Regions from separate parts of the Homo sapiens genome. Here region 2 is linked to region 1. A link is a loop called in an ENCODE intact Hi-C map of the cell type or tissue named here. Cell type or tissue: dorsolateral prefrontal cortex. All regions are shown on one strand. Each heading gives the region's core, and the rest is flanking DNA. Links, peaks and the distances in the headings are about the cores only. Region 1 holds the start of GPR45 (G protein-coupled receptor 45). Region 2 overlaps TGFBRAP1 (transforming growth factor beta receptor associated protein 1).

Region 1 (4,391 bases), core at 184-4,183:
TTGGATACTGGTGCCCACCACTGAGAGATGAACCCATTCTGGGTGTGTTTGGGAAGGAAGACCAAGGATTGGTTGGGTCTAAACTGAAGTATAGCATCACCAAGACACTGCCACTCCCAGGTCCTCTAAGCCTGCTCTGAGGCCTCCTGGCTTCTTACATTGCCCACATTCCTCTCAGTGTGAGTTATCTGTAACAATGACCACAAGGAATTTAGAAAAGAGAAATTTCTTACAAGAAGAGGTGCATCCAACAGCCAGATGTCCAGGGTGGATAAATGGCGCAGGCTGGATTTCCCCCAGCCCAGGCGATGTGACTTCAGACCTGAGCTACTGAACACACTCTTGCCACATCAGTGAGACAAAATTAAAATTATATTTATCTTTTTGAAAGTGAAAGCAAGTTTATCAAGAATGTAAGGAATAAAAGCTCATTTCATTTACTTTTTTTTTAAGAGACAGGGTCTCACTCTGTTACCCAGGCTGGAGTACAGTGACACCTTCTTAGCTCACGACAGCCTCGAACTTCTGTGCTTGAGCAATCCTCCTGCCTCGGCCTCCTGAGTAGCAGGGACTATAGATGGAAGCCTGGCTCATTTTTTTGTGTGTGTAGAGATGGGATCTCTCTATGTTGCCCAGGCAGGTCTTGAACTCCTGGCCTCAAGCAATCCTCCTGTCTCTGCCTCTCAAAGTGCTGGGATTATAGGCATGAGCCACTGCACCCAGCTAACATTGTATTTTAAAAGGCCTTACCTTTGGGGAAAGTTCCCTTCTCCCAGTCTGTGCTTCCAGAAGTAATAGTATAGCAGCCCCACAGTTATCCAAGATGTTACCATTAGGGAAAACTGGGTGAAGGACACACAGAATTTCACCATAGTATTTATTATTATAACTCCATGTGAATTTACACTTATCCATGTGAATTTACACTTATCAAATAAAGTTAAACAAACAGACTTACAATTTCTTTTAAAAAATTAAAACTTAAAAATGTATACTTAAAATTTGCTAAGAGGGCAGATCTTAGGTGAAGTATTCTTACCACCAAAACAAAATGATAATACTAGAAAAATGGCAGGAGAGAGCTTTGGCAGGGGGAGTGGGATATGTTTTTGGCCTTGGTGGTGATGGGTTTCTGGTATATTGAGATGTAAATTTGTACAGCTTTTGACATGTCAGTCATTCCTCGATGAAGTGGGGTTTTTTAAAGCTAAACAAATATTATAGCAGCAGCATCAACTATCACTTATTCATCTACTCAACAAGCATCCAAGTGTCCTCAACAAGGACACTTACTGCATGCCAGCCACTGTTGTCAGTACTGGGAGATAGCAGAGAATGAAACAAGCAAAACCTTTCTCTTGTGGAGCAGGATTCTAACGTTAGTTGGCTAGACCAAGGCTTCATTCCGACAGGTTGCTGAAAACTCAAGTTATTACATAAACACTAACTACAAAGTGTACTTCCTCAGTTTCCTCAGAAGATAGCTGATTAGGTTTTTCTGGGCTGCTTGACAAGACTCAGACAGTATTTGTGAATATCAAGCTTTGTCCCACGTGGTAAATAAACTTGTTTAGAAACACCTGTAAAGCTTAAACGCGTGCTTTCTTCAACGCGTTTGGAAACTCTAACCCCCTTCTCTTTTGTACTTTTGCTTGCTGTCCACTACAGAGGGTCCAAGCACGAAGCTGTGCACAGAGTCGCTCTCCACAGAGATGCTTAGGATGTGATCCATGAATCGCAAATCCCAGCTAGTGCTCACAAAGACGGACATTTCTCCCCAAGACCATTCCAGTGCCCCAGAGGTCCACAGACATCCAGGAAGATGCAGCCAGCAGACAAAGAATGGCAGCCACCCAAGTGCTGAGGGGAGCCCTCCCGGCCATTTCTGTCCCAGCTCCAAGGGTCTCTCCACGATGGCCTGCAACAGCACGTCCCTTGAGGCTTACACATACCTGCTGCTGAACACCAGCAACGCCTCAGACTCGGGGTCCACCCAGTTGCCCGCACCCCTCAGGATCTCCTTGGCCATAGTGATGCTGCTGATGACCGTGGTGGGGTTCCTGGGCAACACTGTGGTCTGCATCATCGTGTACCAGAGGCCGGCTATGCGCTCGGCCATCAACCTGCTGCTGGCCACCCTGGCCTTCTCCGACATCATGCTGTCCCTCTGCTGCATGCCCTTCACCGCCGTCACCCTCATCACCGTGCGCTGGCACTTTGGGGACCACTTCTGCCGCCTCTCAGCCACGCTCTACTGGTTTTTTGTCCTGGAGGGCGTGGCCATCCTGCTCATCATCAGCGTGGACCGCTTCCTCATCATCGTCCAGCGCCAGGACAAGCTGAACCCGCGCAGGGCCAAGGTGATCATCGCGGTCTCCTGGGTGCTGTCCTTCTGCATCGCGGGGCCCTCGCTCACGGGCTGGACGCTGGTGGAGGTGCCGGCGCGGGCCCCACAGTGCGTGCTGGGCTACACGGAGCTCCCCGCTGACCGCGCCTACGTGGTCACCTTGGTGGTGGCCGTGTTCTTCGCGCCCTTTGGCGTCATGCTGTGCGCCTACATGTGCATCCTCAACACGGTCCGCAAGAACGCCGTGCGCGTGCACAACCAGTCGGACAGCCTGGACCTGCGGCAGCTCACCAGGGCGGGCCTGCGGCGCCTGCAGCGGCAGCAACAGGTCAGCGTGGACTTGAGCTTCAAGACCAAGGCCTTCACCACCATCCTGATCCTCTTCGTGGGCTTCTCCCTCTGCTGGCTGCCCCACTCCGTCTACAGCCTCCTGTCTGTGTTTAGCCAGCGCTTTTACTGCGGTTCCTCCTTCTACGCCACCAGCACCTGCGTCCTGTGGCTCAGTTACCTCAAGTCCGTCTTCAACCCCATCGTCTACTGCTGGAGAATCAAAAAATTCCGCGAGGCCTGCATAGAGTTGCTGCCCCAGACCTTCCAAATCCTCCCCAAAGTGCCTGAGCGGATCCGAAGGAGAATCCAGCCAAGCACAGTCTACGTGTGCAATGAAAACCAGTCTGCGGTTTAGGGGGTCAGGGGGCCACAGAGAAGGGGCAGCTGAGCCCCAGTCCCAGGGTGGATCTGTCCTGCTCTGTTCCCTGGCATGTTGGTCATAGTCTGCACTTTGTGGTGGCAATTTAAGCACAAAGGTACTCATTTGTAATCAGATGAGCTGCAGCTCCCAAATTTCAAATTTTGGCACGATGAATTATTTTTGTTTCTCTTTGCAGAGAGCCAAATATGGGGCTGATGGGAACTGCAACGTCATTAAGTCAAAAATGGAGTGGGCTGGGGAGTGCAGAAGTTGGGCAGAAAGGGAGGAGGAGGGCAACAGGGAATGAAGCTGGTTGAGTGTGGGGCAGGAGGACTGGTCAGTCACAAGAGCTTCAACCTGCCCTGCGAGCCCTCTCTGCACCTGCTCAAGAGAAACCCTGAGAAACCCCAGTAGGTGTGAGCTCCTGGGTGTTCATTCATTTTGTTTGACACCAGGGTTCTTCAGCTATTGATGTTTGTGGTGTGTGGGGACTCACATGAGGTTCTTTATGTTGATCAGATGTGCATTTCTTCCCATGCCTAAGTATCTTTTCTAGAAAGAAACCAAAATCACACGGGGAAGCAGAGTGAGCCTCTGTGCTTTGAGCTCCCTGCAATGACGCATGGGAGGCCTCAGAGGCTTGAAGCCCAGAGAAGGTCCTGGGCAGCCCAGCTGAAGTGAGAAGCACATCCGGGAACTCCTGCATGTCCCCAGCGCCCCCCACCTGCTGGGCCCACCCCGTCCCTGCACCCTGAGGCCACTAGGCCTCCCTGTCTGCTGGAGAGCCCCTTGGCCCTTCCCTCTTTCCTCCACCCCTCTCCCTGCCTCCCTTCGTTTTCCTCCCATCCATATCCAGTGTGCTATAGCTCACCCGCTGAGCAAGCATCTGTAGTGACCTGCTTTCAGTGTCAGCAGTGAGCAGGCTGGGCTTAGTTTACACATTTCCTTTGGACACCCTGGAGCTCCAGAGCCCTTCAACCCACCAAATCCACTTCAGCACTGGACCCGCTGCAGGTGCCACACCAACGAGCCCAATTCTCGGGGTCCCCACTGGTCTCTGTGTTCCTCCTACCTCATTCAGATCCACTGCTGCCATCCTGTTTACCTACTGGGACCAGATCCCAGAAGTGAAGTTGCCCAAAGGGGGCTTCTCTGCTTGTGCTCTATTCGGCCACCACCAGGGGTCCCCACACTGGCATATGAGGGTCCTGAGTCCAGGGCATAGCACTGAGCCCACTGAGCTCTCTTTATTGTTCCAGATCTGAAGAGGGTGGGAAATTTAAGGAGAGATTTAGAAAATCTGATTCCAGGTCTGACTCTATCAGGAACTAGTCATTTGACCTTGATCGTTTC
Region 2 (4,391 bases), core at 130-4,129, 53 kb after region 1:
CCCATGTGACATTAAAACAGTAATTTGAGTGTACAGGCTAGCGAGATTTTTCCCTAAGGATTAAAAAAAAAAAGCAAAAACATTCACTGGACGAGTTTGGAAATATGAGCACTGACCAGATACCCAGCACACAAAGGAATCAGTGCTGATATGGGGGAATGACGACAATGGTACTGCGGTTACATTTCAAAGGGGGCATCCGTGCTTTTAGAGACATGTATTGAAATGTTTTTAGATGAAATGGAAAAAAAAATCTATCGGAGCCCAAGCTTAAATATAAACACCATCCATATTATGTGACAGAAATCAGGTAATATTTTGTGTGTGTGACACAAATCTTTGTCTATAAAGCAAGATGTCCCTTTACTGTCTCTTATTTTAAATACAGCATTCTAAACTGTAATATAATTTAAGGCTTGCTTTCTAAAGTTCTGAACAACCCTTTTGGATCTCCTGAAGAAACGATCCTTAATCCCAGCCCCACAGTCAAACTTCTTGACAAACCCCTTGCTAATTCAGAACTCAGAGAAGCGAAACCAGCCCTTGCTTTAAATGAAGGGAAAGGAGTGCAATGGTGAAGAAGTCTACTGAGCTCAAGCTTCTCATCCTCTCCCTTCCTGGTTTCTCTAAGCTTAGGGTCTAGCATGTGGTCACAAACACTCTAAGACTAAAAGAAGCAATGTAGTTAACCATATGAGCTGAATATAATCCTTTAAAACATACACATTTATGAAAAGTCATTTCTAAACCTTTTTTTTGCATCAATATTGTTTTATTGTTTAAGGTTTCTATTTCAAACAAAAACCCCGTGCTGCCAATCCATTATATCACAGCTCTGCTGGAAGGCCAGTTGGAAGCTCTGAATTACTCATTCATTCTTTCCTTGGTATTAAAAGGGAAGAACCTACCCAGGACCTAGGGGAGGGAGAAGTATGGCGCTGAGGGGTGACATGATAAATGGTATGGGCCACAAATCGCAGGTGCATGAGGTAAGAAGTCTTTAGCTCTGCCCAGAGGAAAGGGAAGGCTTAGTGAAGAGGAGATATTTATGCGAGGTATCAAAACTATTTTTTCGAGTAGAGAAGTACCCTCCAGTAATTGCAGGGTAAAGGGCCCTGTGGGAAGCGCCAGCCTGACTTAGCCAGCCTGATGCCCAGAGGCATGGCTGATCTGCCATGTCTTGTCTGTGAAATGAGGACAATTGTACCAGTCATTACCGAATTCTTTTGAGGGTTAAAACAACAAATGTTTTTAAATGCCTTGAAGCGTTCCTGACATACTATCCGGCTCACTGGTTGTTTGTTCTCTTTGTCTTCCACCCTTTGAGGCAGAAATGTAGAATGTAGGCATGTGCTTCATAGGAGTGAGGGTGTGTGTGTGTGTGTGTGTGTGTGTGTGTAAAAGACAAGGAGGCCACAGAAGAGGGTGGGGTCAGCCATGCTTCAAGGTTGTGGACTTGACCTGGGCAACGAGATGCCCCCTAAAGTATTTTAAGCAAAGGACTCGGTCCGTAATGGAAAAAGATCATTTCCATATAGTTGCATGGATGATGGACTGCAATCACACAAGGAGGCTGTTAAAAACGTGGGCAAAAGTGAGCATGGTCTGAATACCAGCAGTAACAGTGGGAACTGAGAATAATGGGTGAACTCGAGATAATTCTGAAGGTGTATTTCCAGGGCTGGAGATAGGAGCTTGCAGTAATACAGGGAGAAGCGGGAAGCAGGTTAGAAAAGAAACAAACAAACAAAAAAACCCTGAGATACCAGATTGGAGAACAAGATGACTAATATTTTCTAATACTGACTGTGTAGCTCTACCCTGGCAAAAAGCATAGGGAAGAAAAGAGCAAAAATCAGATACACAGCATTGAAAGCCTCTGTAAGAAAATGCTACACGCTTAAAATGTGCACATGGTGTGTGTGCAAGAAGGGAATACTCCACAGTGGCAGCTGGAAAACCTTGGAATGTGGCCCCCCTGGACTTCCACACATCCACCGAGAGCAGCTTGCAGGAGAGGAGAAGGGGCTGAGAGCACATGCGGCAGTGGCAGGCCTGGGACTGGCGATCTGCCTCTGGTCTGCACCCTCCCCTCCAGGGCACAAGAAGCTCAGCAGCTTTCTTCTTTTTGCCTTTGCTGCCCCCTGCTGAATGCTAGTAGATCAGTCTTACTCAAAAGTTAGCAACAAAGATGAAAACTTTATCAACGTTTAAATGTAGAAAAGAGGTCCTGCTCACCTTCACAGCCCACAACCATAAATCACACAACCTGTCTTCTTTCATTTTCAGAATCTACCCTTTTCTGCATAAAGCACCTGAGGCCAAAGAACATATCATTCCACAACAATTACACTGTCTTCTCTAAAATCTGACCAATATTAAGAACTTTTTCATTATTAATTTAGATATTCATACAAAGCACACATACATAGCAATATTATGTTTTGTTCCCCTCAAATATGGAATAACCTGTACAACCTAATAACTCATCAAGTAACAGTTTTTAGGAGACCCGATTTATATCAATTGCATTTATTATACCAAATTATATTTAAAATGAGTGTTTCTTAAGTGCATTAAAAATGTTCTCCTGGCCGGGCACGGTGGCTCACGCCTGTAATCTCAGCACTTTGGGAGGCGGAGGCGGGTGGATCACGAGGTCAAGGGATCGAGACCATCCTGGCCAACATGGTGAAACCCCATCTCTATTAAAAATACAAAAATTTGCTGGGTGTGGTGGCGGGCGCCTGTATTCCCAGCTACTCGGGAGGCTGAGGCAGGAGAATCGCTTGAACTCGGGAGGCAGAGGTTGCAGTGAGCCGAGATCGCGTCACTGCACTCCAGCCTGTCGACAGAGCGAGACTCCATCTCAAAAAAAAAAAAAAAAAAAAAAAGTTCTCCTAAGGAAATCAACTAGATGGGGTTCCTACAATACCAATTTAGTTAGCAAAATGGTTATCAATATGTTTAGTAAAGCTTTTCCTACAGATGATAGAAATCTAAACTTTAATTCAACCCCTTCCTGACAAATACAAATTCTAAATTCAGAGACAAATTAACCTGACCTCACTCTTTTGCTTTATAAGAACTATGTTATTGATCCTTCTCTGAAGGTCCACGGAAGAGGAAAGTTGATTAGAAATACAAGCCTATATCTAAAATAGCAGAATTAAGTCACAAGTTAGAAGCCTGACTTCTCCACTCTTGGCAGTGCCTTCTCAGTCACAAGCTGTTTGACCGCCCTAAAGCCTGTTTCCTTATCTACACAATATGTATTTGTTGAGAAAATTAAACAACAGATATAAAAGCAGTGTGTACAGCCCGGTACACAGGAAGGGCCGATGCATGTTAGTTAAATCTGAATGTCCTCTAACTGGTGACTTAGAGGCATATTTCTGTGACCAGTTAATTACAAACCTGAAATTTTTCCTTTGGAATGTTCCTCCGGGCTCCTTTTGCTAAAACCAAAGCCTCTTCTACTCTGCGGCTTGCTAGAAGATCCTGTATTTGTTTTTCCAAAGGTAATGGAACCAAGATGTAAACTCCTTTACTTGTGGCAACGATCACTCTTCCTGTGAAGAAATTCAGCATTGTTGGAAAGAGAAAAAACACACTGCCTGCAAAAAAACACACTGCTTTCCCCAAACTGGATCATTACCTGATTTGTTCAACAACTTCACCATAGTTTTCTCAAAGGAATTCCTACAAAAATTATAAATTATAATGCTTTTCTTTTTCCCACACTGTCAACTGTCAGAAAAGGGCAAACTCTTACTATGACATTTCCAAAGAATAATATCTTGCTTTCTTTTTTTGCCTTTTTTTTTTTTTTTTTTTTTTTTTTTACTGAGAAATGCTGGTAAATGTAAAATCAGTGTAGTAAACGCATAATACATAGTCCAGTGAAGATGCAGAGTTCAATCAGGGAACATTATCAATAAGAATACACAACATTTTTAAAACATTCTTTTCCCTCCAAGTTAGTTTATATAAAATTAAAATTTTAATGTGATATTTTGAAGCATGAGATAATATTTCATGCTCATCTGCCAACCAAAAATACCTCCAAAGTCTTGCCATTAATGTATTCATCTCCCCACAATCCTGCAAGTTAACCTGGCCCATGGTCAACACTGCCATCCTCATTTTACCTGTGAGCCCCTCCACAGGTAGTCTGTGGAAGAGTCAGAACTGCAGTCCAAGACTAGCTCCTACTACTAAGCTTCCAGATTAAAACTGGCTCCCTTCTGCAGAAACTTTCAGCTAAGCACCACCTGTTCATAGGAAACAATCTAACTCTTTCTGTCTTCTGTATCACAACTAAGGCAGTTTTTCTCATTCTCAAATGACATTCTGTCCCTGCTCTGCCTGGAGTCACTTTTCCCAGGAAG

The links. Peaks named below come from ENCODE experiments on the same cell type or tissue, not always from the same donor. Only the 100,000 strongest peaks of a DNase experiment are listed, where the experiment ranks them.
Region 2: it touches region 1 in a loop (2.1-fold over the local background); 6 of 110 quality-filtered maps call a loop at or near these places.

Annotation. Positions count from the first base shown.
Region 1 is chr2:105,239,946-105,244,336 of GRCh38, forward strand. GPR45 (G protein-coupled receptor 45) reads left to right here and starts at 1,798. Exons shown (of 1, transcript NM_007227.3): 1 at 1,798-3,522. The coding sequence starts at 1,914. The coding sequence ends at 3,032. In dorsolateral prefrontal cortex, for the core only: no CTCF peak of the experiment used is centred there; no DNase peak of the experiment used is centred there.
Region 2 is chr2:105,292,939-105,297,329 of GRCh38, forward strand. TGFBRAP1 (transforming growth factor beta receptor associated protein 1) reads right to left here. Exons shown (of 12, transcript NM_004257.6): 4 at 3,418-3,572. Among named protein-coding and RNA genes, the nearest start is that of TGFBRAP1, 35 kb to the right of the region's middle. In dorsolateral prefrontal cortex, for the core only: CTCF peaks have their summits at 2,159 (motif pointing left) and 2,365; a DNase peak (open chromatin) is centred at 2,093.